Linked DNA regions of Mus musculus: regions 1, 2, 3 and 4 are each linked to region 5. Evidence: chromatin loops called from intact Hi-C (ENCODE). Cell type or tissue: heart. All regions are shown on one strand. Links, peaks and the distances in the headings refer to the core of each region. The heading gives the core; the rest is flanking DNA. Region 1 holds the start of C9orf72 (C9orf72, member of C9orf72-SMCR8 complex). Region 2 holds the start of Akirin2 (akirin 2). Region 3 holds the start of Slc35a1 (solute carrier family 35 (CMP-sialic acid transporter), member 1). Region 4 has its middle 4.8 kb from the start of Zfp292. Region 5 holds the start of Smim8 (small integral membrane protein 8).

Region 1 (6,042 bases), core at 714-5,713, 450 kb after region 5:
CCTTCATAATTTCACAGAAGATTTAGTCTTACCGTGAATCGTAGTAGTACCAGTATAGCCTCCCCCTCCAAACTATAGTGGGAATTTTCACCTTTTCATTTAAAACTACTTCATGGCTCCTCTTAAGCAAACCCAAATTACCAGTATCATTACCGCCTTGCTATGAGGCCATTATTAAATAAAATAAGGAGTAAATATAAGCTACCTTATAACTAAAATGTCTGAGTGACTGACTAGCACGCAGGTGGTGCAATCCAGTGTGGATACAACAGACAGATGTTTGGACAAAGGAATCAACCATGCCCGGGGTAGGACACAGTAAAAGCTACAAGAGGGCATCAGACTGTTCAGAATAGCACGCAGCTTAAAACTTAGAAATTGTTTATTTCAGGAATACCGTATTTTTAGACTATGTTATTTCATGATTTAGGAATCATGAAAAAGGGGAAATTCCTATGACCTAAAAAATAAAGTCTTATAGCGAAGTGTAATCAGGGAAGCTGTGAGTCTGATATTACTAACACCTGAAGTTAGCATTGGTGGGAACCCATATACAAATGTGGCCAAAAAATTCATTTCAACCTCACAGACTTTTGCTTATATGTTTTCTGGCTACTTCAGAAGGTTAACATTAGCCACAGAGTCTTCTGAGAGAAGCCAGAGTCCAAACCAGAGTGAGGCTACGACTCATCACTCTATAAACCGAGTTCAGGGGTCACGAGGGCTTAACCAATACTTCCAAAAACTAATAAAGTTTATTTATGTTAATAAACATGTTAACACTGTTAGCAGACTGGCACATTTGAAGCCCTTTGTTTTTTCTTTAACCTTGTGAAAAAAAAAAAAAAAAGAGAAAGAAAGAAAAAAAAATCAGCTTTCCAGGCTGCTTTGAGGAAGTTCATTTGCCTACTGCTACTGTGATCAAGAATTATACCATAAGGCTTCCACTTGTGGGAAGAGGGGCAGGACAGCCATCAACCAGCCCTCTCAGCCAAACAGGAACTAACCAAGACCACTGTAAAGACAGTGGACTACTTGCCAGACCAGCCTTTGTCATTCTCTACAAATGTTCAATTTCAGCCAAAACTCACATGCATACTCATGACACCAGGACTGTGCCATCTTGCCTAGATCCAAGTTTCTCAGGCCGGCTAACCTAACACTTGGACAGTATTCACTCAACATGGGGGTCTAGGGCAGGCTCAAAAGATAGACGTTTTATCCATTCAGTCATTTTCTAAAAGCAAACATTGGATGGCCAACATAGCCAAACAGAGTATTTTACCAACTTTTAAAGTTATATTTACATTTGTCTCCCAGAAATTTAAATGCTTGTTGAATGTCCAGTCTGCAGCGCAGGCTGTAACCCCTCTTATTTTTTGTGTTCTATGAAATAAGAACACCGTCACCTTTAGTTTCGAAGTTTCCAACTGACTCTGGGGTTTCCCACAGTGCCAATGGTCACTGAGGTGCTAGTCAGCAGTGACTCAGACAGAAAACCCCTGTTCCTCCTGATCCACAGATTATTTTAACTTTCAGTGCCTGTAGCAAGCTTTCATTCAAAAAGAGTAAAAGAAAAACTACTTGTAGGTTTTTTACGTGACATAGGTTTTTACTGTGGAGGATGATGAAATACCTGCTTTCTGCTCCTAGGTTATGATTCACCCTTTTGTCTAGCATATTCATGCTCTCCACACTGTCTGCCACTACTTCTCCATCCTCTTGGTTATCAGATCTGGTGTCTGCCAAGGTACCAAGGTGCCTGCGTTCAGGTGAATCTTGTTTTGCTTAACAGGGGTGAAGTACAGTAAGTTACTTTGAAACACAAAGCGATCACATTCACAGGACTTTTACAGAGCAGCTGCAATGGCTCGACTTTATTATCAGTTATTTGTAATCTCTTATTGTGCCTACTTTCTAAACTTTAACATCTGTGTATGAAATGTAATGAAGGGAAAACACCTATATCCACACGATGGGTGTATGTAGGCGTTTCCTGAGATTTCAGGCTATACTGGGGGCCTCCTGGAATGTCCTCTTTAACTGAGGGGACGCTTACTATATTTCAAATATTCTGATTCCATATTATTAACATAATCTCAATCTCTTTCCTCCTCCTCTTCCTCCTTCTTCCTTCCTTTCTCTCTCTCTCTCTCTCTCTCTCTCCCCCCCCCCTCTCTCTCTCATATTTTAAGTTTTCCAAGTGGACTAACGATTCTATCTTAAAGTATTTTCCAGTCCCTTTTGGGCCCTTAATATAAAGTAAAAGTACTACTGAGACAGACTGTGTACCCGTTTTTCTCAACTGGTGACGAACGGGAACAGTGTAACAAGAAATTTATCCATCTGCCGGGACAAAACTCTACAAGAGCCTAATAGTCCCCACACCAGAAAGCGCAACCAATCCCTCCCAGGCAAATGCACTCCTGGCCAGACAGACCCTGTGTGGACAGACTTAATCAGTGCACTTCTCTCTCTGCAACTGATTACCATCAGTCAAGTGATGCCCAAGTCACAATGGTCACTTCCTTTAATAAGTCTGTACAACCGCGGAGCTGTGAGGCAACCAGGTCACGTCCCACAGAACTGGGGAACAACCTGGTAAGAGTAGCAGCCCATGTAAGTGGGCATCCGCACTCCTTGCAAACTTCTGCGAAATCCTGCCTGCGTGTTGTTCTGTCCGTCCTTACTCCATCCCACCGGCGCTTTCTCCTCCCGGGCGGGGACCCTCGGGAGACCTGACTGGGTCGCAGGACCCACCAGCTGTCGCCGGGCCAGGCCCCTGGGGCCCAGGCTTGTGGCGGTGGGGGCCGCGCTCGCCGTACTCCCGGAGGGTTCCCTCAAGGGCCCGGGAGACGCTCCGGGTCGGGATCGGGGAGCGCGGGCGGACAGCAAAGATGAGGCCCATCCCCATCCCCTCCGCACCGCCGCGGCCCCCGCAACTCCTGCAAGGCCAAGGGCTCTTTCGCCCGGGGGACAGGGAGGAGTTCACCTCGAAGGAGAAAAAAACCCCGCTGGTACCCGGAGCCGGCCGGCCCGCGAGCCGACCGTGGCAGCAGCCCCCCTCCGCCCGCGCGTCTCACTCACCCACTCGCCGCTGCTGCGCCTTCACCGCCGGCGCAGGGACCGCAACCGCAGCCCGCTCCGGGCCCCGCCCCGGGACCGCCCCGCCCCGGACACGCCCCCAGGCCCGCCCAGTCGCAGTCCCGCCCCCAGTCCACAGCAGACCCAGAATCTGCAGGGCTCCCCGGTGCGGATCTCTGCAGTCTTGTTTCCTTCTTTTGTCCTTGGTCACCGTTGTGGAGTTAAGTTGCGAGCTGAGGCAACCAAAACGCACCTCCCTCGCACACCCTCCCTGGACTGTCTAGACACCACTTTCCACCTAGAAGGAAAGGGCAATTGGGATGGCTGTCACTACAAACGCCATCTTTCACGTGGGCGGAACTCGTCTCTGCTTGACGCGCCGCGGTTCCCTCGTGGGACTCCGTAAGTTCCGGGTTGGCGCTTTCACTTTGCTTTGCCAGCCTTGAGATGCCAGTGGCAGCTGGCCAGGCGGAGGCTGTCATGGGCTTTGTAGCTTTTCTTCCAAGAGCCGCTCAGGAAAAGCATGGGCAGAGCTGAGCTCAACCTAGATAGATAGTGTCACCTGCGTTATCTATCTAGGTTACGAAGCGTAGTTTGTGGTTGTAAGTAGTTTTGCTTTGTTTTGTTTGGGAGTTGGCAGGTAGTGGGTGCTCAACAAATATTTAGTGAGTGAGTGGATTTCCTTTGGTCCCTATGACACGGTTAAATGCCGTAAGTCTGCGTGCACACTGTACGTGTTCACTCCGCAACAAGCACAATGATTCCCCCACCCTCTGTGCGTAGTCACCGTGTTTTCTTCTAAACGTCATTTTTGCCAAATAGCACAGTGCACTTTGTTTTTTAACCTTTGGGAAAAGAACACCATGACGTCTGATTTATTGATTGATTGATTGGTTTGTAACTGTATTGTGGCTTTTCACTACAGATGAGTAGTGTTTATTATTTTCCAGCAACTTTTCATCATTTATAGGGAAAAGAAAGGCATTAATAACAGAATACCTATCAATACCACCTTCGGTAAAAATAGAACTCTCACCAGGTATTGTATGCTTTTTTTTTTTTTTTTTTTTTTTTTTTTTTTTTTTTTTACCTAGCAGTTGTCATTCTATCAAGTTCTTACAGTGTTTTGTACCGTGGTCTTCAGATGTATATCTCATAAATGAAGTATACATCTGAGAGTTAAAAATACATCCAGACACACAGAAATAGCATAGGACCATGTTTGGAAGGCTAGGGTTAAGAGTGCGATGCTGTAGTCAAAGTGGGTGAGTTTGCAGGTAAGGAAGGCAGCTGAGTGAGGCCAGTCAGCTAATCCACAACACGAGGAATAGACGTTTATACTATATCCCACACTGAAAAGCTGAAAAGTTCCCAGGTGGGTGTTAGGTACTAACACACATACACGCGCATGCATGCACACTTAAGATAATTTGCTTGTCTGTAGTAAGCCAGAGCTATCAATGTAATTGATTGGGTCAGTTTTCTGTGATTCCAGAGCCCACTAGGAATAGAAGGTATTTGTTTGGTGTCCTCTTGAAGTAAGCCCTTCTTTAAAACCTGTCTGTGAGTCAAACTAACATAACATTACACTTCAGAATAAGACTGGAACTTTGAAGGAATATACCTTCTTAGTGTTTTTTTTTTCCTTCAAAATTTTACCTAGAGACAAAAACAGTGTCCCTCAAATAACTTATTTTGTGTAATATCAGTCCTAGAATAAATGTTTTATTTAAAAAAAATAATCAAACCAAGAAAGGACTAGGGATGTAGCTTCGTGGGTAGAGGGCTTGCCTAGCATGTGTGACTCCCTGGGTTTGGTCCCTACCATATTCCTCTCTTTTTCTCTCTTTGGAGAAAAAAATGAAACATCACGATCTAAAATATTGTATGACCACAGGAAATGAAATAAACCATGATACAACTTATATTTTGTGATCAATGAGTGGAGACCTTTTTCTTCACATCAGATGGAACAATTACTTAGGCATAGGTAAAGTAGCCTATATATTTTAATTGGATTGTAGCTAACTTTTATTAATCAGGAAGAAAATAATAAGTAGGTATGCTGGTTCATAATTGTTGTATTGCCTGAAAGGTGTAAGGTAGAATACATCTTTCCTCCAGAGAACCAAAGAGAAAATGATGCTAACTGTATGTAGAAATATGATTCATGATATTGGTGTGATAGATTTTTAACCCTGTCCTCTCAAACTTTACAAATAATCTACCTCAAATAACTCCAGGCTCTAAGTGAAAATATGCTGGCTATAGAACTATATCTCCAGGGCTGAAAGTGGAGGGCATTTGGCAGAGGGCTTGCCTACCACGTACTGGTTTACTCCCCAATACTAAACGAACTGACGAGATGGCAAACACCTATAATCTGAGACAGGAGGATTAGAAGTTCAAGATTATCCTAGGCTACACTACATGCTGAAGGCTATCAAGGGGGCGGGGGGATCCCATTAAAAGAAAGAAAGAAAGAAAGAAAGAAAGAAAGAAAGAAAGAAAGAAAGAAAGAAAGAAAGAAAAGAAAAAGAAAGGGAGTATCTCTCCAAACAGGAACTGAGAACTCTATCCCCTATTTCCAACCAGAACAACACCTTTAAAGACCCGATATAGAAAAATGTCAGCTATCATGTTTCACTAATGTTCAGTCATGCAGACACTCCTCGATAAGGGGGATTTCTAAAGCAAAATAAGAGGTTGGGCTCTGTAACCACAACAGATATTAAGTATCGTCTCTGCTTTAGGTTAACCACGGAACTGGACAGTTCTTCACTCCTTGGTGACTCAGTGTCCACAGTGCTAGCTTTCTGTGGGGGCTTAAAGGAGGGAATGGAGAGAGTGGCCAGTGTGACCCTAGGTAAGACTGTGTATCCATGACAAGGGCATTTTGTTCCCCTTGTGTGTGGATGGCAGAACACCCACAGAAAGCAATGGCTGCAGCCCTTCTAA
Region 2 (6,042 bases), core at 442-5,441, 230 kb before region 5:
ACCTCAAGGCATTCTCCCAGTGACAACAAGGCCTCACCACCTAATCCTTCTAATCTTTTCAAAGAGTTCCACTCCCTGGTGAGAGCCAGTCTCATTCTCAAGCCAGAAAGTTGCCTCTGGGTTAAGGATGAACTTGAACTCCTGACCCTCCTGTAGGCCACATAAGCCTAGAGCTGCAGACCTAATGCAGAAAGAATTACTGTTGCTGATAGGAGTTCCCAAATTTCCAAGGGAAACTGCCCCAGGCATGTTTAAATTTAAACCAGAAAGAACAAAAAATTAAGGAAAATCCAGATTATAATAAACACACCGATTAAAAATATAGAAAGAGCCCCAGTACAGGGGAATACCAGGGCCAAGAAGTGGGAGTGGGTGGGTAAGGAAGCAGGGCTGGGGGAGGGTATAGGGGACTTTCGGGATAGCATTTGAAATGTAGAAGAAAATATCTAATAAAAAATGCCTTAAAATACAGAAAGAAAAACTAGAAAAACTTACTGTACAAGCTATGTCAAAACTGAATGTCACTCTGTAGGGAACCCTGGTACCAGGAAAGGGAAATACCTAATGCACACAGGGTACCATTAGAGCCACAAAAACAAAACCAAACCCCAAATCAAAGTAATTAGCATGGTGGTTTGAATAGGAATTGGCACTAAGGCTCACAAGCTGAATACTTGTTTTTCAGTTGGTCATCTATTTAGGAAGGTAGGATGTGTGGTCTTGTTGGAGATGTATCACAAGGGGGGCCCTCTCTCTCTCTCTCTCTCTCTCTCTCTCTCTCTCTGTGTGTGTGTGTGTGTGTGTGTGTGTGTGTGTGTGTGTGTCTCTCTCTCTGTGTCTCTCTCTCTCTGTGTCTGTCTGTCTGTCTCTCTGTGTGTCTCTGTCTCTCTCTGTCTCTTTCTCTCTGTCTCTCTTTCTCTGTCTCTCTTTCCTGCCTCCAGATCAAGTTATAAGCTCTCACTACTACTACTCCATCCATGCCACGTTTCCTTCCATGATGATAACCCTCTGAAACTATAAGCAAGCCTCCAGTTAAATGCTTTATCTTATATGTATCCTTGATCATAGTGTCTCTTCATAGCCATACAACAGTTAGGAAAAACCAACTAACAAATTTCAAAAATAACAAACAACAAAAGACAAAAGCATAAATGAGCAAACTATGCTAGCTATATCGACATTCCCAGACAATTAGAGTGGCTAACGCTGGTAGTCCTTACTACTGCTCTTTTTCTGACCTCTATACAATTGCTTTTATTTATCCTACTGAATTTCTTGTTTATTTTTAACATTAGCCCACAATGCAATTTGCGTTATGGCCTGCTCATACCTGATTTGTTTCTGTTCATTCCTCCAGGCCGTGTACCCTTTCTCCCCTGGCAGTTACCTTCTGCTTTCATGTCACAAATACTCTATTACCCCTTCCTCCTCTTCCACACAATCTCAATGTCCTGTCTTGTGGCTCCCTTTTACCTTCCGTGCCACCTGTGGTCAAATCTTAGTGGACAAAAGGAGAGGCTGCTGTTTAGTTGCTAGGGTGCTTGATTGACCCCTGGCAATATATAAACGATGTATGATGGCACACGCCAATCATCTTAACCTTAGTTCTCAGGAGGTAGAGGTGGGAGGGTCAAAAGTTCAAGGTCATCTTTGGCTACCCAGTGAATTTGATATCAGATCTTATCTCCAAAGGAAAAAAAAAAGTCAAGAACTTTTCTTATTCTGCTCTTACATAAAGTATGAACGTCCAGTCAGTTTCAGCACAATAACAGATTTCCTGGAGTTTTTATAATTTAATAAACACATCCTTAGTACAAGTCTTAGTTAAGTGACTGTTTCATAGAATGCTGGTCTTTCTCAAAAGATACTTTCTAAGAACTATATTCTAAATTAAAATAAGTGTGACAGAGTTGCTTATACAGTGTGATCAAGAAAGCTGATCTTTGTGGTGGTGAACAATTCTAAACAAATGGATATATAGAGAGGTATTGTCCAAAACAACTATAAAGCAGCCACATATGTTGATTTCTGAGTAAGCAGAAAAGAGTGAGCATTAGGCGTATTAATACTTATAATCTTGGTGGAGAGCTAGCATCCACAGGCAGAAGATATAAAGTATCTACATAAATTACTTCATCAGTGCTGTAGTCGATCCCTATTTTAGATAGTTGATGAAAAAACAAATTTTAGAAATATTTCTTCCCACTTTGCTAATAAAGATGGGTCCTGCTCCCTAGGCATTTATTTGCTTGCCTTTCCCTAGACCCCACCCAGCCTTCCAAACTCAACAAATTTCTGGTGTTGATCGCTCTCTGCTCATAGTAAACAATTGACTTTGTGCTCCTTTTCAGCTATGCAGAATTTAATAAGCAAACAAGTACCTATCTGGGAAGCGCAAAGCACAGACTTCAAAGATCCTGTAATCTGATATTATTACTGTCGTTCTGTCTCGAGGACCCAAATTGGTGTTTTCATTATTTCCTATCTCCTCCATGTGACAGATTTGGTTTTTTGGCGCTCCTGACAGCTAAATTAATCTCTCTCCAAATATTAGACTGGCTCTTTGTTATATCCCGTTTAAGTCACTATGCCAAATCTTCACAGGGTCTCTAAAGTGCTTAGCTTGCTTTTCCAATGGGTTCGCTTCCTCTTCCCCACTGTCTCACAGGCTCTCCTTTCTCTTCCTTAGGTCTTTTTTTTTTTTTTTTTTTTTTAAACTCTCTTACTTATGAGGGGGTATTTAAATTCCAACCCGGAACTTGGGATCGTGCGCCTTGGATGACGGGAGTCGTAGTTTCTGTGACTTCTGGGTAACCGCCTTTCAGGCCGATCCCTGCCCTTCACGAAACCCCACAAATCCCAGAATGCACTCTGGCGGGCCCGCCCCCGGTGCGCAGGCGCCCTGGGGCCGCAGGATTTGAATCGGCGGCGTTGTTATTGACGCCATATTGGGGCCGGCGGCGGGTGGCAGAGTTGTTCCGTGGAGAAGAGAGGGTCGAGTGCATTGCTTAGCTCTGTACGGCCGGGCTACCTCGCAGCTCCCGCGCGTGGCCGCCACTCACGAGCTTCCGTCTGCACCGGCGTGTCGGAGATCGCGTCTGGGTCGCGCCACTGGCCGGGTCCACTTCCGAAGGGAGCGGGTCTCCGCGCAGGAGCCCCGGCGCGCTCAGCCCGAGCGCACGGCGGGGGCGGCCCGGCCTCTCGGGAGCGGCCCCGAGCCGGCGGCGCGACCCTCGCGCCTCGCCCGCCTGCCCTGTCGCGGCTCCGCCGTCCCGGGCCCCACACCCACCGGGCACCTCGGAGGGCCCGTTTGCCCCCGTCCTTCCCGGCCCCGCCCGAGCCGAGCCTCGGCCGCCCGCCACCATGGCGTGCGGAGCCACTCTGAAAAGGACTCTGGATTTCGACCCGCTGCTGAGCCCCGCATCTCCGAAGCGGAGGCGGTGCGCGCCTTTGTCGGCGCCGGCTTCGGCTGCCGCCTCCCCTGCCGCCGCCACCGCCGCCGCCGCCGCCTCGGCCGCGGCCGCCTCGCCGCAGAAGTATCTCCGGATGGAGCCTTCCCCCTTCGGCGACGTCTCTTCCCGGCTCACCACAGGTGGGCCTCGGCCCCGGGGCTGCCGGGGTGGGCTGCGGCCGGGAGCTTGGGTGCGGACACAAAGGGAAGGAAGGGCCTGAACCGAGGTGGGGGTGGTGTCGGCAGGTTGGGTGGGTACGAGTCGGGTTGGCCGGCATTGTGGGGGTCCCTCATTGTGAGGCAGATCATTTGGGGCTAGATCCCTAGAATCGTTTCCTTATGTAGAGCCCCAGCGGAAATGATCAGAGAGGGTGATATTATTCATAAGTCAGGCGAGAGAAGGGTCACATTTCACCCGAATCTCCGGGTCTCTTGGGCTGAATCGATTGGTTGCAGCTATTAACTCAGTGACTGAGTGGTTTGAGGCGAGAAGGCAGCCCCTCCTCCATTTTAGACTTGGCTGGTTTTAGTATAGAAGGGGTGGGGTTTGGAGGGGGATGGATGTCACTGGGGCGAGTTGTAGGCCTGTCATTAATCACCCACAAGAACGCCACTTTGGCTGAGTCAAGACCTGTTTCCCTAGCAGGGTCAACAACAAAGCAAATGTTCTTCCCGAGTACTGTAATGTGATCTCACTATGCGTCCAGTCCTTAAGAGATCCTGAACTTTTAATGAAAAGGAAGGTGTACTTCAAATTGAGACTGACTAGTTTATTTGTAAATGCTTTAGTTATCCCAATGAAGTATGTTGGGAGAAAACAACCTAGCCTCGAGAGTAACGAATAAATCAAGATTCCAGTGGACTTCAGACTTGAAGTCTTGAAACATTTTCTCAAAGTGTCTGCCGGATGGACCTTTGATTGCTTTTGTATACTAAATGTGTACCTAGGGATTTTTTTTCCCCCTCTGCATTTGGAAATCTTTGTGTGCCTTCGGCACAATCTTAGGGTAAACTTTAATGGACTTGAAGTGTAAGTCTGTTTCTTTTGTGTGTGGCATGCAAGAGTGTGTGAGCCTGTGTGTGTAAGCCCTTAGTGATATCATCCTTAAAGCCTTTGCTTAGCTTAAATTTTTTTTTTCTCAGTAATTCATTTTAAAAAGATGGGAACTATAGAGTTCTGTATTTGGTAACATCTATATGAAATTGACTGTACCATGTGTGTTTTTTTAAATGTCACATTTAAATATTCATACCCAAATCCATGGAGAACCTCAGTTACCTAGTCTGGCTCTTAAATTTTTGATATAACGTAGCCAAAAGCTGTTTTATGAGTTGCAGTCACTTTTCGTAGAAATTCCAAGACGTTTATTTAAGGATCATACCTAAGCTGCCCTCCCCCACATATGTGTATAAAGGCACTCCTGACCGAGTTGTTAGAGGAATGGCTCTCAATCTGTGGGCCGCGACCCCCGGGGGAACGCTCCGATATTTGCATTATGATTTATAACAGTAGCAAAATTACATTATGAAGTAGCAACAATAATCATAGGGTTGGGATCATCACTGCATGAGGTACTGTGCTAAAGGGTGGGCTTATCAGGAGCGCTGAGAACCCCCTGCTTTAGTCATTACTGTAAAACAAGGGAACAAAGTGGAGAATGGATTCCTTTTTTTTTTTTTTTTTTTTTTTTTTTGGTTTTTCGAGACAGGGTTTCTCTGTGTAGCCCTGGCTATCCTGAAACTCACTTTGCAGACCAGGCTGCCCTTGAACTCAGAAATCCACCTGTCTCTGCCTCCCAAGTGCTGGGATTAAAGGCGGGCGCCACCTCCGCCGGGCTGGAGAATGAATTCTTGGGGCAGACATTTTTTGTTTTTAATGAAATGCTAAATTTGAACATTGAAATGGTGTCCTATCTACTAATGGAGCCATTTTAAAATAGCTGTAACTAGCAATAAATTTCATTGGAGCTAGTGATAAGTTTGAGAGTTACAATATATCCCTATGCAGTTAAAATAATCTTGAATACTAACACAGCAGGGAGCTATGACACGTTTCTTTACTTAAGGGAGGTTGTTCAGAAACGGTAATGATCTCCCAGTCTGCCATGTCAGTGCTGTAGTGCAGAGTGTTTAAGAGTCTCCACATCTCAATCAGTATACTGTAAAATAACTGGGAGTATTTTTAGTCTTTTAGCCAGCTGATCTAGTTTGACCACATCTTGAAACCTAAAATCAAATCAGCTGGGTGGTGGTGGGGCACGCCTTTAATCCCAGCACTTGGGAGGCAGAGACAGGCGGATTTCTGAGTTCCAGGCCAGCCTGGTCTACAGAGTGAGTTCTAGGACAGCCAAGGCTACACAGAGAAACCCTGTCTCACAATGAGAGAGAGAGAGAGAGAGAGAGAGAGAGAGAGAGAGAGAGAGAGAGAGAGAGAGGGAGAGGGAGAGGGAGAGGGAGAGGGAGAGGGAGGGAGAGAGGGAGAGAGAGAGAGAGGGAGAGAGAGGGAGAGAGAGGGAGAGAGAGAGAGAGGGAGAGAGAGAGAGGGAGAGAGAGAGAGAGAGAGACAGAGAGAGAGAGAGAGACAGAGAGAG
Region 3 (6,042 bases), core at 513-5,512, 91 kb before region 5:
ATTTAGAGTATTGTGTTAGACTTATATGAGAAAACCAATTCCCACAATTTCTTTTTTATTAATTATAATTGAATCTAATCCTTGTCATTGAGATCTACTGAGAATGGATTTACATTGGATCTGCTAGGTGTTCACAGTTAGTGTTTTGTCATCAGATTAGTAACAAGTGTCCCCTGGGAACACTGGTCTTAGTTCACGGGTTACACATAATCCTAAGGATGCCAAGAGACTCCTCCGGGATGCTAGTTATTAACTGACGTCTTATGTGCTAAACGTGCTTTTGTTCACTCCTTTGGAAGCCTAATCATAGGTAATTATACCTAATCATAGGTAAATAAAATAGGTGTTTCAAACAGATACTTTAAAATATGATTACACAAGAAGCTAGGGAAGCAGTGTCTCCATATAAGTGTTTCCTCCTTGGTGAATTAAAGCAGGATTTGTAAGTTGTAAGCAAGTTCTTAAACCAAAGAAGTAGTACAACAGAGAAGAAGAAATACGCCATATAACTATTTATCTTTCCTTCCTAAATGGTCCAATCTGCCAGACCAGCAATGCTTATGTAAAGGGCACTGAGGGAAGTACTATAATACTTCCATTGTTCTAAAACTTTCTTATGAAAGAGTTTATGACTCCAGAAATATGGAGCAGTAACATTTAATCCGTCAGTACAAGAACTACACCATCCATAGTTTTATATGATGGTTCAGAATAATGGAAAAATGTGTAAGTCCTATCTCAAGACACATGGAAATAATAGTAAGTTAAAATTTTGGCGTCCATAAAGTGTAATTAGGAGACAGCTATGCTCATCTGCCTTAATTATCTTGCCTATAGTTGTAGGGTTCAGCAGCTATGGCGGAGACTAACAGCTCTCTACAGAAAGACTGCCTGCCATCCATGACCTGAAATTATCAATATTCTCATAACTAAGAAGTGAAAACTCAAATCACTTTTTTTTTGGGGGGGGGGGCTGTGTTAAAGGTCCCTGGTTCAAAAAAAGCAAGATAATTTAAATACTAAAGATGTTTAACTCCAGAAAACATACTTTTTTTTTTTTCCTTTCCTTGAGACAGGGTCTCTCTATGTAGCTCTGGCTGGCCTGGTACTTGCTATGTAGAGCAAGCTGACCTTGATACAGTTCTGCATGCCTCTGCCTCCTAAGTGCTGGGATTAATAGGCATAAGCCATATCATGGTGTTTTGTTTTGTTTTGTTTAAGACACCCATAATGAAAAGGTCTGCAAATGTAATTCTTGAAAATAATTACTAATCAAAGTAGAAAAGTCTAAGTTTGGATACTATAAAACATAGATGACTTTGGTCTGTAATACCACTTTAGAAGCACATTTCAACTTTTAAAACCAATCCTTGTAACCATGATTTCCACTTACATTTCAGTTTACCATAAGATCAAAACATTTCTTCTACAATTCTTCATTTTCCAGGATGAAACTTCATTGATTAGGAATGTCAACGTTCCCAGGTAATATAAATATTCATGGTACGCAGCTACTTTAAACTATCCTAAGAATTCAAATCATATCACGCCATTAACTAGAAACCTGGCCCACTGATCATCCAGCACCCCCTTTGTGGAGAATCTGTTACCTTCCACGGCATTTGTTTCTGGGTGGAGAATATCCCCCAGAAGAGTCAGTCTGGAGTTATCCTTTTGTTTTCCAGTTACATTTTAGGGGGACTATTACTGTCATACCTGAAAGCTTGGACATAGCAGGAAGTAGCAGGTGAGTAATCGTTAAGATGACTCTATGTAAGGAGGTATAGAAACTGTATTTCATTAGGATAAAAAAGTGCAACACACCCAAATGTAACAACGTATGTGCTGGCAAGAAGTCTAAATCTGTAAACAACCCTTGCGGGTACCGATCTGCCTGCTGCATCTTTTAAGTGTTCATTTGTCAATCGCCCTACTTTTCCTATTACCCTCTTCCCGGATGCTACAGGACTTATCTGATATGGGACAATCCACCACCACAGAAAACTTACATGGCGCCTGATGTTAAATGTCAAATCCCCTCCCCCAAAGATAAATAATTTCACATCCACGCAAAAGGATATTCTTTAAATGCTTGTCCAACATTTATTTAGACTTAAAGCCAGTGCTCATTGGGGAAATGGTGAAAAAACAAAAACAAACAAACAAAATTAAAAAAAAAAAAAAAAGCGACGTTGTCGCCAGGCATGAGGGCACAGACCACTAATCCCAGCGCTTGTAAAACTGAGGCAGGAAAATCTCCCCGAGTTTGAAGCCAACGTGGGCTATAGAATGAGACCATGTAGTGTTGGTTCCTGCTTTAAAAATAAATAAATACAAAATCGTCACCGCCTTTTGGCCTGTCCTAGCCACAGTGCTATAGAATAAAACCTCAGCCTTGGGGCCAGCTTACGTAAAACCTGAAAGGACAGCCACCACAGCCCTGGCCAGACGGCTCGCCATCGGGAGGAGCAGCGCGCGCCCTCAAGCCCAGGGCTCCGAACCACAGCCTCGCTCCAGGCAGGGACCTGGCCGGCGCCCGGGCGGCTCACTGCACCGGTGTGCGGGTGCAGCCCGCTGCCGCTCCCTGCAGGGAGGGCTCGGCCCCCAGAGCCGGCCCGGCCAGCACACCCCGGGCCGCCGTTCCCTAGCGACCGCCCGCAGCCCGGCCTCACCTCTCGCCGGAGCCATGGTGCCGAGAGAGTCTGCGGAACTGACGCCCCTGCGGCCATAGAGACGCACCGGCCTAGAGAGCCCGCCGCACCACACGCGCGAGGAGGAAGCGGGGGCTACGGCGGAAGCCGCGCGGCGTGCGGAGCGACAAGTCTGGGAGACTCGGTCCTGCGGGGGCTCGGAAAACCGCAGCTTCCGGTCGACCGAGGGGGGGCGGAGTCAAGGTGGCCGAGCGTTTCCTTCTAGAGACCAGCCCCTCCGAGAGGATGGGCCCCGCAAGAAGGATTCTGAAATGCTCTCGATTATTCCTTTGTGTGAAGACCGTTAGAGAGGCTCCGAGAACTCGGACTTTTATAACTTTCAACTCCATCACGGCCTTCCATGGTTACCTCTTGGATAAATTTAGTATATATTACATACTGCTCGGAAGTACTGTGTCTGTCTTCATCATCCTTACTGTCACTGTCTAGCTTAACTTGGTAACTTCAGGCAGCAAAAAGACCTCAGAAAAATTAGATTGTATTAACAGGCACTTCAACCGCTCTAATGGTTACTGTGACTAGAGGATGTTATTAGAAAATAACCCCGGGTGGAACAACATTATGAACTAACCAGTACCCCGGAGCTCTTGACTCTAGCTGCATATGTATCAAAAGATGGCCTAATCGGCCATCACTGGAAAGAGAGGCCCATTGGACACGTAAACTTTATATGCCCCAGTACAGGGGAACGCCAGGGCCAAAAAGGGGGAGTGGGTGGGTAGGGGAGTGGGGGTGGGTGGGTATGGGGGACTTTTGGTATAGCATTGGAAATGTAAATGAGCTAAATACCTAATAAAAAATGGAAAAGGAAAAAAAAAAAACTATACCTCTAAAAAGTTGGAATTCTCAGGACCTGAAAACCCAACTGCTTATGAGCCAAATAAGGCCGCAGAGTGGGAAGTGGGAAGCGCTTAAGCCACAGCGGGCTCTGAGGCAGACAACAGAGCATAAAAGGATCAAGCTGGAATGCCAGCCAGTCTTATCAGACATTCTGATTTTTTTCAATGAGCCCAAAATTCAAATATAAATATCAATTCTCTGGCTTTTAAAAGGCAGCATATGAATGTAGGCTTCACTTGTTCCAGATAGCAAGGCTCATGATATAGAAATCTGTTATCACTAAATAGCAATGAAGCAGAGCGTTGTGTTTCAGAGTGTCAGGGCTTAACATTTTGTAGGGTTTTAGAAGCAGCCTCTATTCCAGTGATAAGCATACTACTATCTAGCTGGCATTGCAATGTCAATCTTAATGCTGTAAACTTTGTCTAAAATATAAAACAAATACGCGGACAGAGTTTTACTTGTCAATTTTAATAAAACGAAAAATGTACTACAGAAACTGCTTTTAGATTTGCATAACAGTCAGGCAGGATACGGTGCCCTAGTGCACAGTCACACAACCAGTGACTGTGCCAGCCCCGCAAATGAGCTTTATACACGCACAGCACTTTAAACCCTCCATCCGTGCCACTAAGGAGCAGCTTCCTGTAAACGTCCATCTCTAGGTTTCGTCCACCGCTCTGGTTAAGTTCACCTTCACCCCATAGGTTGTTTTGCTTTGTCCCCCACGAAGGCCAGCTATGAAAATCTGGGGCCTGGGCACTCGGCTGCTGCCTTCTCTCTTGGACTGGGTGCTAGCCTCTTTCAAAGGGTACACCTGTGAGGTGTTATCTCTTCTCATGTGGCTAAGGTCAGTCTGGACGGAGTGAGTAATTTTCTGGCGCAAATTAGCCTAGGTAGAAAGAGAACATAGGGAATAATGTTTCTCTAAAAAAATGTAAAAAATCAGGCATTTAGTTAATGTTTGCCTATTAACTTTCCATTTCACAAATAAATAATGCATTTTTCTATGATGGTGAGGATGGATGATGACAGGGAGGCTGAGGGTGGGGAGGAGGGTGGGGAGGAGGGGGAGGAGGAGGATGTGTATGGTATGATTGCAGGCATGTGCATGCCGTGGTGTGAATGTGGAAGAGAGAGGAAAACCCCTGGTATTAATTCTCTCCTTTTATGGCAGGTTCTGGGGAGTGAACTTATCAGCTTGCATGGCAAAAATTAATCAAGAACAGAATAAACTTAAGAATCCTTTACAAAGTGGGAAAACCTGTGACATGCTGAGACTGAGCTGAAGAGAAATGCACACGACTGGGTTGCGACGGTCCAATATGAGAAAGTGACGATTTATAGTGGGTTTTTAGAATGAGCGTCACACTATGCTGACAATATGAAAATCTGTTTCCAGCTTACTCGTTTTTCATCTTGCTTACTTCTGTTCATGGATAACTGGAAAACATGAGACTAGACAGATTGCACAGGCTAGTAACCATGGAGGATGGGGACTAGATGCCATAACTCCGTGGTCTCAAGGCGACTACCTCGTGGAAAGCCCTAAATTCATCCTCAGCCCCACAAAGAAAGCAGAGGAGATAAGAAATAATAACAATTTGGAAAGGGTAAGAAAAGCATAAAGTGAAGGAGAGCAGACCTAAGTAATTCAGAATTTGAACCATCATAGATCCAAATCTCTACATTCATAAGACTATGTCATTTCATTATTTTTGATAGAATAATTTTATTATTCCAAGAGACTTGTTACGTAAACAAATATTTTTGTGCTGGGATTAGAACTTGGGGTCTCACACATGCTATATGTAAGTGCTCTGCCACTGGCTCGTAGCCCTCAACAAGACCCAACAAGTTATCAGATTGTCCCCTATAAGATGCAATGAAGGACGCGCTCCCTTGGGAAGCTTCACTGCGCAGTGAGAGCAGTAAGATTCTGTGTGTCCGAGCCGTTGCCTTCACACCTTGCTGTCCCCACCACGCCTGGCGCTTTTCTGCCCAGTCTTATTTAAATACCCATCTTCTTTCTGTTCAACCCACCAAGATTAAAAGACCTGCTTTAACACACTTCAAGTTCTTAAAAAAAATTCTAAATACTATTCCCCCTCTGAGTGAAAGCCAAAGGTTGGTTGAGGTGGAGTTCTCCATGTGTATCTTTGCTACTGCATAAGCCAGGCCACCTTCCGGGAAGTCTCATGGCTCCACCTCCCATCTCCTGTGGGCACCCGGGGATGGCAGCGTTGTGTGCCATTGAGGCCAGCCTTTACGTTTTCACGTAGGCTTGTGGATCCCAAACTCTGATCTTTGGGCTTTTGGAGCAAGAGTCTTCCCTACTACGAAAGCCTTCCCCTAAGTACATTTTAAGTCTGCAAGCTTTCTGTCTTTATTGGGCGATCTTTTACTTCACATTTTACTTCACCATTTCAGGAGAATGGTGGATAAAACACATTACGGTTTCAGGCATAAGTGATTTTATCGCATAGAAACC
Region 4 (6,042 bases), core at 304-5,303, 110 kb after region 5:
TAAATTTTGCAGTTCATTTTCCCAGGTTATATATATAGTTCAGGTATTAAAGTTCCATCAATGTATGCTATTTTAGGATTCCAATGAAAATTATCAAAAGAAATATGTGATTAGCCAATGCACCAGTAAATGCAAGGACTGTACAATAACTAAAGGCTAGGAAGCTTACCTTTTCTACAATTCAACAGTAATGAGTTACACCACACTTCATTTACAGGAAGGAAAGTGTGTAGCAGCAGGTGTGGAGAGAAAGATCCAAAGTGAAATATGCCTGAATAATGATTTTTTAAATTATTACATAGGGCTAGGGTGTAGCTCGATGGCAGAGCACATTCCGGAGACTCTGGTAATGGGATGGGGAGGGGGTACCTAGTAATGTCATTCCTACCTTCAGGCCATGATACCCTTGTGGCTAAAAAAACTGGATTAGGAGCTGGAGAGATGGGCTCAGTGGTTAAGAACATTTGCTAGTTTTCCAGAAGACCAGGGTTGTAGTCCCTGTACCAGGTGGCTGCTTCACAGCTGTCTGTGAGTTCAGTGTCAGGGGATGCCAACTGCTTCTGGAACCAGACATGCAAGTGGTGCACAGACCTCATGCAGGTATGACACTCTTACATAGAAAATAAAATTTTAAAGGAAACTGGAATCATAAATTGGATCTGCATTCTAGTACGGCCATATAAATTCATCTGCACCTTTTGCTTTTATCTAGTGTCTGTGACTGTTAAACTTGAGAATTATGAGGAGAAAGACGGCCTTAGTTAGGGTTTTATTGCTGTGAAGAGACACCAGGACCACAGCAACTCTTATAAAGGACAATATTTCTGGTTTATATTTTCAGAGGATTAGTCCGTTATCATCATGGCAGGAAGACATGGTGCTCGAGCTGTAACTAACAGTTCTCCAGCCCAGTCTGCAGGCAGCAGGAAGAACAAGTCACACTAGGCATGGCTTGAGTATCTCAGACCTCAAAATCCATGTCTTAGTGCCTTTTGGCCAGCCTGAGACCAAGGTGACTTTCTGTGACCTGTTTGCTTTTTCCTCTTTTTGGGCAAGTGACTTAGTGACAAAACATTTACATATAGAAAGAAGTAATGGGCCACAGAAACGACCATACCAAATATCCAGTCATAGCACAGAAACTAACAATTGAAAATAAAGAGAGACATCTACATAGCTATTTAATACAACGCCTGTGGGTGCAGGGCATCCTACCAACCCACAGAGAAGACAATCAACAAGCACACTGAGTGGAAACGAGCATGTGATTGTCCCTTGGTATGGTTGTCAAAGGAGAGAACAGCCAGAGGCAACTTGGGAGAGTACAGAGTGAACATTTCTCTCAGAATAGATCAGATGATTAGAGGGACAGCGGGGAAGCAGAGAGAAGAGACCAAGGGAGCCGAGGACCAAGAGCGTGCACCCAAAATAGCTAAGTTCTCTAGGAATCGCAAGCTGGGGGAAGACAAGCAAGTTCAGGGGCTGGAGAGGTTTATGGTGGGAGGCAGGGGTGAGGCGTGCTAAGAGAAGCCAGGACTCTGTAACAGGTCTTAGCAATGCTGAGAACCTGATGGTCACGGTCAGTTTTTATACAACAGGTCCCTTGGCTAGCCATATGTCCCAGGTTTGAGACCTTATACACACAAAACTTAACCGTAGCCGTTAGCTTCTTAAGTACCAAACTTTCAGTTCACAGGAACCACTACACACACACACACACACACACACACACACACACACACACACGCACATACCCTTCTCTGCCTAGAGGCTCTTAGGAAAAATTGGAGACCCAGTCCATAAAATGACAATAAGGCCACTTGGGCCACAAGCCCCCAGGTTTCTGGGGACAGCGTTTTGACCAAGCAAGGCAGTTAGTTCGTGGGCGTGGTATCACAAGGGCCCTCAGGCAGTCGAGCCTTCAGCCACCAGTTACACTTCCGGCACTTGTGCTGAGGAGCCGCGCTTCCGGGTGGCGCCAGCTTCCCGGGTCCTGCGGGCTTCCTGCAAGCCTGGCGCACCAGCCGGCTCTTGAGGAATTCCTAGACTGCGGGACCTGAAGACTGGAACCGGGGATGCGCGGTGCCTGCTGCACGCTGGCAGCGCCGGCCGCCGCCACGCTGCTCCCCAGCCCTGTCTGCACCCCGAAGCCCGCGAGCCGAGCTGCCTCAGCTGGCCACACAGCCCGCGGGCGCGCGGCCTCCAGAGCCCGCCGGGAGGAGCCGCTCGGGCTGCGCGCGGAGGAGGCAGGGAGGCCGGGAGACTCGCCCTGCAGGGCTTGGCCGGCCTTCTCCAAAGAGCTGGGCTGCACCCGGACGCCTGAACCCGCAGCCTTGGGGACGCGAGGATTGGCGTCTGCTTGGAGTGCATCCAAGAAGACTGGAGATCTGGGTGAAGACCGCCGCCTCATCTGCTAAAATCACACTGCACTTTTTGTAGAGAAGATATGTTTTTTCCTCCTCTGAGAGACAGCAACCGGATCGATTAAAAGCGCTGAAAACATAAGCCAGGCACTGGTCCGCTTACGTACACAATTCCAATGAGCCCGAAACACGAAGCACGAGTAAAAAGATTAGTTTTAGTCCTTACATTCTTTTCATGGAGGGAAACAGAGGGATTTATCTAGCGGGATTTTTTTTTCTTTTACCTTATGAGGAAGAAAAACCAAATGGAAAATGAGTAATGACATATAAAGGAAAAAAAGAAGAAGAAAAAACTATGTTGTTTTTTTGAGATAGTTTCACTTTGCAGCCCATGTTTGATTTGAACTCCGTGGCAGAAAAATGACTTGATTTTCTTTTCCTACTGTCCTTCACCGTCACACTCGTTTTGTGCAGTACTGAGTTCGTTATGCATGTTTGGCAGCCTTTCTGTCAACTAAGCCATCGCTAATTATTCTAATTCACCCAAATGAAAGCAGTCATAAAATAAAGCAAAAACAGAACCTTGGAAACAAACTCTGTAGCGTAGTTGAATTGGCGTGCACCATTTCTCTAAAGAAGCAAAGAGAAATACAGAAAATAGTTTTCCCTCTCCCCTCCTCCTCTCCCCACTCTTTCCCTTGTGCACAGGCTCTATCAACTAGGAGCTATACGCCCAGCCTTGTAGTTCTAAATTATAATCGTTGTACATCATTTACCTCATCGGGTGTTATATAATATCACACTGTTGTAACACTTGAGTTTTTAAAAAATAGCAATGCTGTGGTGAAATGAACTTAGAAATGCACAGGTCTCTCTTCTCATTCTAGGACATCAACTTAGGAAATTTTGTTGATTTCCATGAATCTTTTGTTGTTGTTATTGTTGTTTTTCAAGACAGGATTTCTCTGTGTAGCCCTGGCTGTCCTGGAACTCACTCTGTATACCAGGCTGGCCTCAAACTCAGAAATCTGCCTGCCTCTGCCTCCCAAGTGCTGGGATTAAAGGCATGCGCCACGACTGCCCAGAAATTTCCATGAAGCTTATAGACCAGGGAAAGGGCATCAAATCCCATTACAGATATTTGTGAGCCACCATGTGGTTGCTGGGAATTGAACTCAGAACCTCTGGAAGAGCAGTCAGTGCCCTTAAGTGCTGAGCCATCTTTCCAGTCCCTGTTATAAATCCTAATGTAAATATCTGATATATGACCCCTGTGAAAGGACTGTTCACCCACCCCCCGCCAAAGGGGTCACAACCCATAGGTTGGGAACCTTTGTTTTTGACACTTTCTTCAATATAGAAGCAGTACTATTTTAATTGGTACTATTTTGAGTATTCTTGCTCTGATCACAAATTGAACAAGAGTCATTTCCAACAAGCAACTTCTATCAGACTTTTAAAATTTTATTATTTACATTATAGATGTTTTACCTGCATGTATGTCTGTGTACTATGTATGTATAGACCCTGCAGTGGCTAGAAGAGGACATCAGATCTGGGGTTACAAGTTATTGTGAACGCAAAGTGGGTACTGGGAATCTAACCCTGGAAGAGTAGCCTGTGCTCTTACCTGCTGAGCTGTCTCTCCAGCCCTCATAGTTCTTTTTGTTGTTTAACACTGCTTCTTGTAATAGAGTCTTACTACATGGTGTTAGTTGTCTTGAAGCTTTCCATGTAGACCATGCTAGCTTCAAAATTGCAGTGATCGACCTGCCTCTGCTTCTGGAGGGCTAGAATTACAATCACAGCACACCTTTACAAAATGTTCTCTTTCTCTCTATACTTCTCTGATCCCCACTCTTCAAAGTGGGGTAGCTTTGATGAACCACTTACTGTGTTGCATACAGTCAGGTGCCATATAGTTGAGTCTTATTCACAATCTGGTAGCACTTTAATAGTAGAAACTGTATTATGTCCAGTCTACTTTCTATAATGTCACTTGGCAAGTGACAGTGTACTTAGTAGTCAATATGTATCCATTGAAATGAATGCAATCCAGTTTGTATTTGACAGTAGCCTGTCGTCCTTGTTCTCATTATAAACAGTTTAGACTGTAGAGAGACCATATTTGCTCTCTAGCCTAGGTAAACGGTACCCTGCTTCTGCAGTTCTTCTTGCAGCTGATCCGCCTGACCAAGTCGCTTTGCGGGGGGTCGGCTCCTGCAGCCTCCAGTTAGCATCTCAAAGTGACTCAGTGGAAGGCTAGGTAAAGCCGCCACAGGAAATTGCCCTCCTCTAAGTGGAGAGGGACTTATGTCGGCCCTTTGTTCTTAGTACTTGTGTGACTCTCAGAAACTGTGTTCACATTGGGGGGGGGGGGGGGACGACACTCACTGCAGGTCTGCACATAAATTCAGTCATAAATTGAATAAGAGGTTATAACAGAGAATGCCTACGTGCCTATGCACTAGGAGCAATTCTCTGGCTTAACTTTCACCGTTTGTTACCAGCTTGCAGGGTCATGAAAAGTTTTAGACGATAACTAAGCCATCTGTGAAGTCTTGTTTAGATAAACTCAGTCAATATCTTATCTCTTGTTTTTGCACCTGGCGTCCTGTGTTGTATATATTCTTTTTAACCTTCCGTTAATGGCTTCTGTAACCCCTTGGAATGCGCCCTAAGTATTAGAAGTCTGCTGTTATCTCAGAAGCAATTAAGCAGTCATTTTATAAAAAGAACCTGAATGTCTCTGTGGGTATTGCCATTTGGAAACAATGATAACCCTTGCTTGCTGGATGTTTCTGCAGAATAAAAGCTCTTTGTCTTTGCATACTATCCGAGTCTGGGGTCTTCCTTCAGCAATCTTCTTCAGACTCTGCAAGTGACACAGGTGTTAGGAACTCAGGTCCTCTGCCAGAGCAGGAAGCACTCTCAAGTGATGATTCATCTCCCCAGCCCGTGACCTCATTTTTTAAGGCACTGCAGTCTAGGAGATTTGAACCTTTCAGATCTGTCATTAATTTAATTAAGTATCAGGGGATTGATGACACCTTCTGGTCCCATTTCCTAATCCCTATTTGTATTTCATGCAGTGATATTTCCCCCAACCTAAGTTGTTGGGATAGATTGAAATGTGTATATAAAATGCTGAGTACTCGCTAGATAGCAGTGTCATTATCCAGTGACTAACTCAAAGCTGTCATGCTTTTAAGGTGTCCTCTAACCTGCCTCCCTAAAGGTGAATTATGGTTGAACTCACATTTTCCTTTTGGCTATGCATGCTTAAGTGTTCTGTATACGGTTCTAAAGTGATTTTTATGTTCTAGTTTGTCTTATGGCTCTTTGCATAATTTCCCTGTCATAGTATCAGTTATTATACAAGGAACAATTACATACTCCTTCAAAGTAAATTATGTAAAAACGGAGAAAAGCATTAGTTCACATGCAAGAGCTAGCCACAGCCTGGAAATTCAGTGTAGGAAATATCATACATAAGACTTTTCTACCAAATACTATGAAACTTGTATTTAGTGCAATGAATTCAAATCTTTTTACCTGCCTCCTCCACCTTGTAAAACTTTTATAAAAATATTTTTGTCTCCCCAGACCCTGTAAAACTTTGGTCACTAGTCGGGCGTGGTTGCGCACTCCTTTAATCCCAGCACTTGGGAGGCAGAGG
Region 5 (6,042 bases), core at 328-5,327:
TGCTGGCATTTGAACTCAGGACCTCTGGAAGAGCAGTCAGTACTCTTAACCGCTGAGCTATCTCTCCCTGTCAGCTGTACGATCTGTCCAAGCGCCTGTATTTCTGTCTTCCTTTCCCATCACACTTCTTTCTTATCTACTAATGATCAAGAACATGAGCGGGCATGCCACGAACAGAATTTCTCATACTTGTTTAAAATGATAAGCTACACTTATGTCATATGTTGCTCTATAATAGGATGTTTTTTATTTTGCTCTGCCTTTCTTCCTTGTGCGGGGAAAGGGTATACCTCAAGACAAAAGAGCAGGTCTATGAAATCATGACACAATATAGAAGTCCAAACAAAGTCAGGGCTAGCCATCTTTTAATGTGTGTATGTGTTTCCTCCTCTACTGTACCAAAATTAATATTTAGAGGGATGATCCACAATATATTTGAGAAGCAACACTTGAAAACTTACTAGTTAGGCTAAAGAGACAGCCTAGCAGTTAAAAATACTTGTTTCCCTTGTAGAAGACTAGGGACAGTTCCCAGAGCCCACATGGTGGCTACAACTGCCTGCAATTCTAGTTCCAGGGGTCCAATGCTCTCTCCTGGCCTCCATGGGTACCAGACACGCACATGGTGCATATATATACACACACAGACAAATACTTATTCACACAAAATAAGCACCAGACCCCACTCCTCCCTGAGGAACTATTAGCAGTTAACTAGTGAGAACGTGCCATCTCCCTCAGTGGTATACCCATTGATAAACTGTTCTTGCTCTGGTAGATAACTTTATGCACACAGGGAGGTTAGGGGGGAGGGAGGAAAGAGGGGCCTGTTGGGAAGAAGAGGTTGGACTGGTGGACTCGTGGGCAATGAGGGAGAAAACACTGAAGCTCATTATATAAACACTTGATAACTGTCAGACGATATATTGTTACTAATTAGCAGTGCTGAGGGCCTGCATCAATCCCCAGCATCATATAAAACCCAGGCTGTGGTATGTCCATAAAACTCCCAGTGCTGGGGTGGGGGAGGCAGGCTCATCTCTGGGGCTCTCTGACCAGTCAGCCCTTTGGGATCAGTAAGTCCCAGGTCCCAGTGAGAAACTCTGTCTCAGAAAACAAGGTACGTGGCCCTTGAGGAACATCATCAGGCTGACCTCTGGCTTCTACACACATACTGCACATGTGTGCATGTGAACGAATGAACTATCCGTGTCTGTACACACCAAATTCACTAGAACAAGATTGGCATAGCTACCTATATTATATTGTATGGGGAAGTATGAAGATATAAACAATGAGAACTGGTTTAGGAAAAGCACTCTATTTTCAAATATATAGAGAACTGCCTCAAATGGACCAAACATTCAACGATAGTATAGATACTCTTGTTATTATGTTTCACATACTATACTCTTTTAGTGCTTAAGAAAGTAAAAGTCCGGAGTAGGACACCTTCAATAGTTTAGATTAATATGAGAAACTTTGAGAAAGAATCAGGGCTTTATAGCTTGAGGGAACTAAGTAAGCTTAATCTCAACTCTGGTGCTTCTAAAGGAATTTTTTTTTTTTTTTTTGAGTAAGTGACAACTCTGATTCCACCTTAATAAAAGGAATGATATTATACACTGCAATATTACAGATGTGTATTTAACATTGTTAACATTCTTAAAAGGAAAGATGTTAACAAAATAGCGGTCATCCTACAGATAGTGTGCAACCTTCCTACCTTCGATGCCTTTTCACTACTAGGGTAGGATAATCCAATTCTTCCCATTGTAGTGGACTCCTATTCCATCAGCATCTTTTTCCAAAACTGATTTTTGAGGAAAGTGTTTTGCATTTATAAAGTACTACCAGACGCAGGACCCTAAGATAAGCCCAGCACTAGAGAGGCAGAGGCAGGCGGATCTCTCTGAGCTCCAGGCCAGCTTTGTCTACAGAACGAGTTCCAAGACAGCCAGCCCCCTGTCTCACAGTGGGGAAATGAGATCGCTTAGATTTTAAAAAATAAACTCTATCGTTTTTACTGTAAAATATAACTTTAAAGTGAAAAAAGAAAAACACCACACACAAAACCCACTTTCCACCTCGTAATTTACCCCACTCATGGATTGGGGAAAGAGTGTCACTGTGGCAAGGACCTGAAGGCTGTAAAGCTTTTCAGACCGCGGTCAGATACCCAGGCTCCTACGGAGCTCAGTATAAATCTTCATAAACAAGTGTGAAAACTTGTGTGGTCGGCGGGCAGGCTTCCCGGCAACCTACCCTAGCATCTTCTGCAAACCACAACCCTCCCCTTCGAGGGCTGGCGGAGCCTGACCTTGGGCAATTGGGAAGCCGGGGAAGCTTCAGCTCGGACGCCGCCAGGCTCAGAGACTTCCGGCGTCCCGTGCGAACGCCCGCTGCTGGACTTTCCTTCCGGTTCGCCCGGTGCGCGCCCAACCAGTGCGCGTTCCCGCCGGGGCTCTAAGAGCCGCACCACAGCGCCATCTATGCTCCGGAGGCCGTAGAGCAGGGGTCCGGGCCGAGCCCTGGCATTGGAACTGCAGGAGCCCTTGGCTTTGGAACCCAGATGAGCAGTCTGGTTTGATTTCTTGGGGCCTTTGACTTTCAGCCTCTCACATTCAAATAAGCTTTCGTTTCGTGGGTTTCATGTATATTTATATAAAGAGATATCCAGAATTGGAAATGGGACCTAATGGCACTTAATGGAAATGGAAAGATTCAGGCTAGAATCCAGCTGCCTCCAAGAGAAGGAAGTGCAGTATCGCCAAAAAGGAGTCTGGGGCTTTATAGGGTGCTTTTAGTTGAGCAGTGGTGTGGCAGAAGAGCTTTAAGAGAAAAGGGACTGGAATTAGAAGTTTTACATGTGGTGGTGAAGGGTTCGAGTCTTTAGAACCGGGACTGTGGTCAGTCTAGCCGTTCTGAGACAGGGATCATCTACCATCACTTGTGTAAAAAAAAAAAAAAAAAAACACATTCAAATTGATCAGAGATTACTAATCAGAGTTTCCCAAATTAGATCTCCAGGGGTTAAAGAGACTTCTCACGGGATCTCTGATAGCACTGACGATTTTGTTTTTCACATAGATATTAATAGTTCGCTTATATTTAATTTCAAAAATCATACATTATCAGTATTTTCTCAAACACGGGTTTTTTTTTTTTAAGTAATATAAGTCCTAGCCTTATTTTACGAGGACATCAAGCCAAAGTATATGATATAATTAATGGATTATCAGTTGACAAATGTGAACATTGTTTGTGGTAATTTTCAAAACCAATCCTACTCTCTCTTTTCTATGGCCTCCCATCCTGACTCCTGAGTTGTCCTGTGAAGGCTAAAGGTATATTTTAAGTTTAAATTATTGTGTGCTTTAGGCATAAAACAGAAATGTCTCTAAACTGTAAGCCCCTCTTGGCAAGAACAGATAGCTTCTTGGAATGCTGGGAGCTGTTGCTCCTGTAAGACAACAAGCCACTTGTTTTCACTTCTGTAAACAAGGCTGGTTGTCTCAGCTGCACAGGATGTGCACACATAGGTGGGAGGTGTAGGCAGGAAATATGTCAGGATGTATACTTGCCCCTGATTACATAAAAGTGGGATGTATATAGCCTTGTCAGTTTTGATTGTATACGCTTCTGACTAATGTAATTTGTTACTCTGGGATTCCTGGATATGGCCTTGGGCAGTGTCCCTTGTCCTGGCCAGTATTTAATAAAGCCTGCTTAGCTCAAAAATTGTGATAGTAGTCTTATTCTTGCCTTGTGGGATTAACAGTCCTTGTGATTTATTTCGGGTAGTATCATATATATATATATATATATGTTGTTTATATATGTCTATGCGTGAGTTTTCTATCTGATGCCTTTGGAGGCAGAAGAGGGCATGGAATTCCTGAACTAGAGTTAAAGACAATTGTGAACCTGCCCAGGGCCAGCCCTGGAAGATCTTCTTTCATGTTCTGGCTCTCCTTGAGCATTAGCAGTGATAAGATTTGGTCTTAGAAGGCACTTAGGGTTACTATATAATAATAATACGTTTTCCTATCTCAATTATAAGTCACTGTGCTTCAGTAGCTAACCTGCCTTCTGAGATCTTCTGAGGTGAGCAACTGTTTTGCACCTCATCCTAAAACAGGAGGAGATTAAGTAAAGTGGCCTTTGTTCTATCTCCAGCAGGAACTGCACAGCTTTAACTTTCATCCTGCTAGTTGAAGTCACAGGAAGAAAAAAGGGACACTTTGGAAAGTGATTTGAGCATTTATTTCTAAGTTGTAAAAAGTTTCCGATGAAAGCTTTCTGAGAAAAAGGGGGAAACAGGCTTGTAAAAAGGGGGGTAGGTGGGTAAGGGATCTAGGAAAAAGGCAGGATGTAAAAAAGTGGGACAAAGAGAATTGCTAAGAGAAGTGAGACAAGGAGAACTGCTCCCTTCTCTTTATCCTCAGCACTTATTTACATCTTTCAGAATACATGATCCCATGGTAAAAAGTTCAGCACAAGTTTACACAAAATTCAAACCATAAATCGAATAAGTTTACAACAGAGAATGTTTACATGCATATCCATTAGTAGTAATTATCTGGCTAAACATTCGTCACCTGCCACAGCTACACAGGTTCATGGAGAGTTAAAAACCATAACTTAAGTTATTAGTGAAGCTTTGTATAGATAAACTCAGTCAATATTTCATTTTCTGTTCTAGCACTTATAACAAATTGTCAATTCTCTTTATATGACCTTTGGTTAATGGTTTTACAGTCTTTTAAAAATAACTGAGAATTCCAACTTTTTTTTTTATTTTATTTTTTTTTTAAAGATTTATTTATTTATTATATGTAAGTACACTGTAGCTGTCTTCAGACACACCAGAAGAGGGCGTCAGATCTCGTTACGGATGGTTGTGAGCCACCATGTGGTTGCTGGGATTTGAACTCCAGACCTTTGGAAGAGCAGTCGGGTGCTCTTACCCACTGAGCCATCTCACCAGCCCGAGAATTCCAACTTTTAACACTATAAAAGCTTTCAGTAAAACAGATCAAGCAACAGTTTCTCATGGCTGGGGTTAAATAAGAAAGATCTAATCACAAATCTTTATGATGTGTGATCATTGAAAGAAATACAAAATATGAACTGTTTTTATCAAATACTATAAAACTTGTGTTTAGGACTCAGGACAAAGAAGTAAAATCTTTTATCTCCCCCAACCTTTTAAGACTTTTATGCAAATGTTTTGAGACTTCTTTATTTCCCATGTGCCAATTCTTTTCAGACTACACAGTTGAAAGAGATTATGAGGTTGGACCCCATTAGTTGGGGAAAGACTCACCTGGGTTCTGATAAAAAGCAAGTGCACCTCTCCTCTCAATGAAGAATAAAGTTTGCCTGGTCCAGGCACTTCAGTTGCAGTGGTGATTTCTGGAACCTGAAACATACTTCTAACATCATTGCAAAGACGGTTGACTGGGCAGTTTTATTGTAATGCGATGGCATTTGTTCTGAGAAGGTATTTCCTGAGACTCGAAAAAAGAACAGGAGCTTTTGGGAAGATTAGAATCTCCATTTACTTGCTTTAAACTCTATCATTTTAGGGCGTTAAACAAGAAACTGAGCCGCTGAGCCACACAATGTTTGATGAAGTATAACAGCATTCTGAAAAGTGTTCAATGATGCCTCTAAAAAAGAAACACCCACCCACCACCAGCCACAAACCCTCTGGAAAGTCTCAAGTTCAAACACATCACCTTCGCCCTTGATCTTCTGCACCCCATCTCCCCCACCTCTTCTCCTCTTCCTCCTTTCATTTGAAAACTTGGACGCTTCCCTTAAGTAACATGGATGTTGGACTAAGACAGACAGTGTTAAAGGCAAGGCTATTTATAGAGTAAATGTTTTTACTCACAGCCAAGCTGTGAAAGTGCGGAGTTAAATAAAATAACCTGGTGATAAGCAATGTGCTTTTCTTGTTAGTAACAGCAGTTGCTAAAAATTCACAGTGAAGAGATTACAATCGAGAGAGGTAATACCTCACAATCAAACAGA

The links. Hi-C counts contacts between places; a loop is a spot of excess contacts. Peaks named below come from ENCODE experiments on the same cell type or tissue, not always from the same donor. Only the 100,000 strongest peaks of a DNase experiment are listed, where the experiment ranks them.
Region 1: a loop joins it to region 5, with 5 times the contacts of the local background. A loop is called at or near these places in 5 of 42 quality-filtered maps.
Region 2: it touches region 5 in a loop (1.9-fold over the local background); 2 of 42 quality-filtered maps call a loop at or near these places.
Region 3: a loop joins it to region 5, with 7 times the contacts of the local background. A loop is called at or near these places in 21 of 42 quality-filtered maps.
Region 4: a loop joins it to region 5, with 7 times the contacts of the local background. A loop is called at or near these places in 10 of 42 quality-filtered maps.

What each region holds. Positions count from the first base shown.
Region 1 is chr4:35,222,701-35,228,742 of GRCm38, forward strand. C9orf72 (C9orf72, member of C9orf72-SMCR8 complex) reads right to left here and starts at 3,136. Exons shown (of 11, transcript NM_001081343.2): 1 at 3,088-3,136. In heart, for the core only: no CTCF peak of the experiment used is centred there; DNase peaks (open chromatin) are centred at 2,661, 3,161 and 3,451; H3K4me3 peaks cover 2,322 bases; H3K27ac peaks cover 1,549 bases.
Region 2 is chr4:34,547,682-34,553,723 of GRCm38, forward strand. It overlaps Akirin2 (akirin 2), which reads left to right and starts at 2,934. Exons shown (of 5, transcript NM_001007589.3): 1 at 2,934-3,592. The coding sequence starts at 3,364. In heart, for the core only: no CTCF peak of the experiment used is centred there; DNase peaks (open chromatin) are centred at 2,910, 3,670 and 3,860; H3K4me3 peaks cover 3,341 bases; H3K27ac peaks cover 2,295 bases.
Region 3 is chr4:34,684,572-34,690,613 of GRCm38, forward strand. It overlaps Slc35a1 (solute carrier family 35 (CMP-sialic acid transporter), member 1), which reads right to left and starts at 2,867. Exons shown (of 8, transcript NM_011895.3): 1 at 2,673-2,867. The coding sequence starts at 2,688. Cfap206 (cilia and flagella associated protein 206) reads right to left here. Exons shown (of 13, transcript NM_001347062.1): 13 at 4,003-4,443. The coding sequence ends at 4,213. In heart, for the core only: a CTCF peak has its summit at 2,784; a DNase peak (open chromatin) is centred at 2,780; H3K4me3 peaks cover 1,731 bases; H3K27ac peaks cover 1,270 bases.
Region 4 is chr4:34,884,715-34,890,756 of GRCm38, forward strand. No RefSeq gene overlaps it. Among named protein-coding and RNA genes, the nearest start is that of Zfp292, 4.8 kb to the left of the region's middle. In heart, for the core only: a CTCF peak has its summit at 2,182; a DNase peak (open chromatin) is centred at 1,967; H3K4me3 peaks cover 1,908 bases; H3K27ac peaks cover 1,452 bases.
Region 5 is chr4:34,775,959-34,782,000 of GRCm38, forward strand. It overlaps Smim8 (small integral membrane protein 8), which reads right to left and starts at 2,408. Exons shown (of 3, transcript NM_001330757.1): 1 at 2,321-2,408. In heart, for the core only: a CTCF peak has its summit at 2,505; a DNase peak (open chromatin) is centred at 2,443; H3K4me3 peaks cover 1,251 bases; H3K27ac peaks cover 900 bases.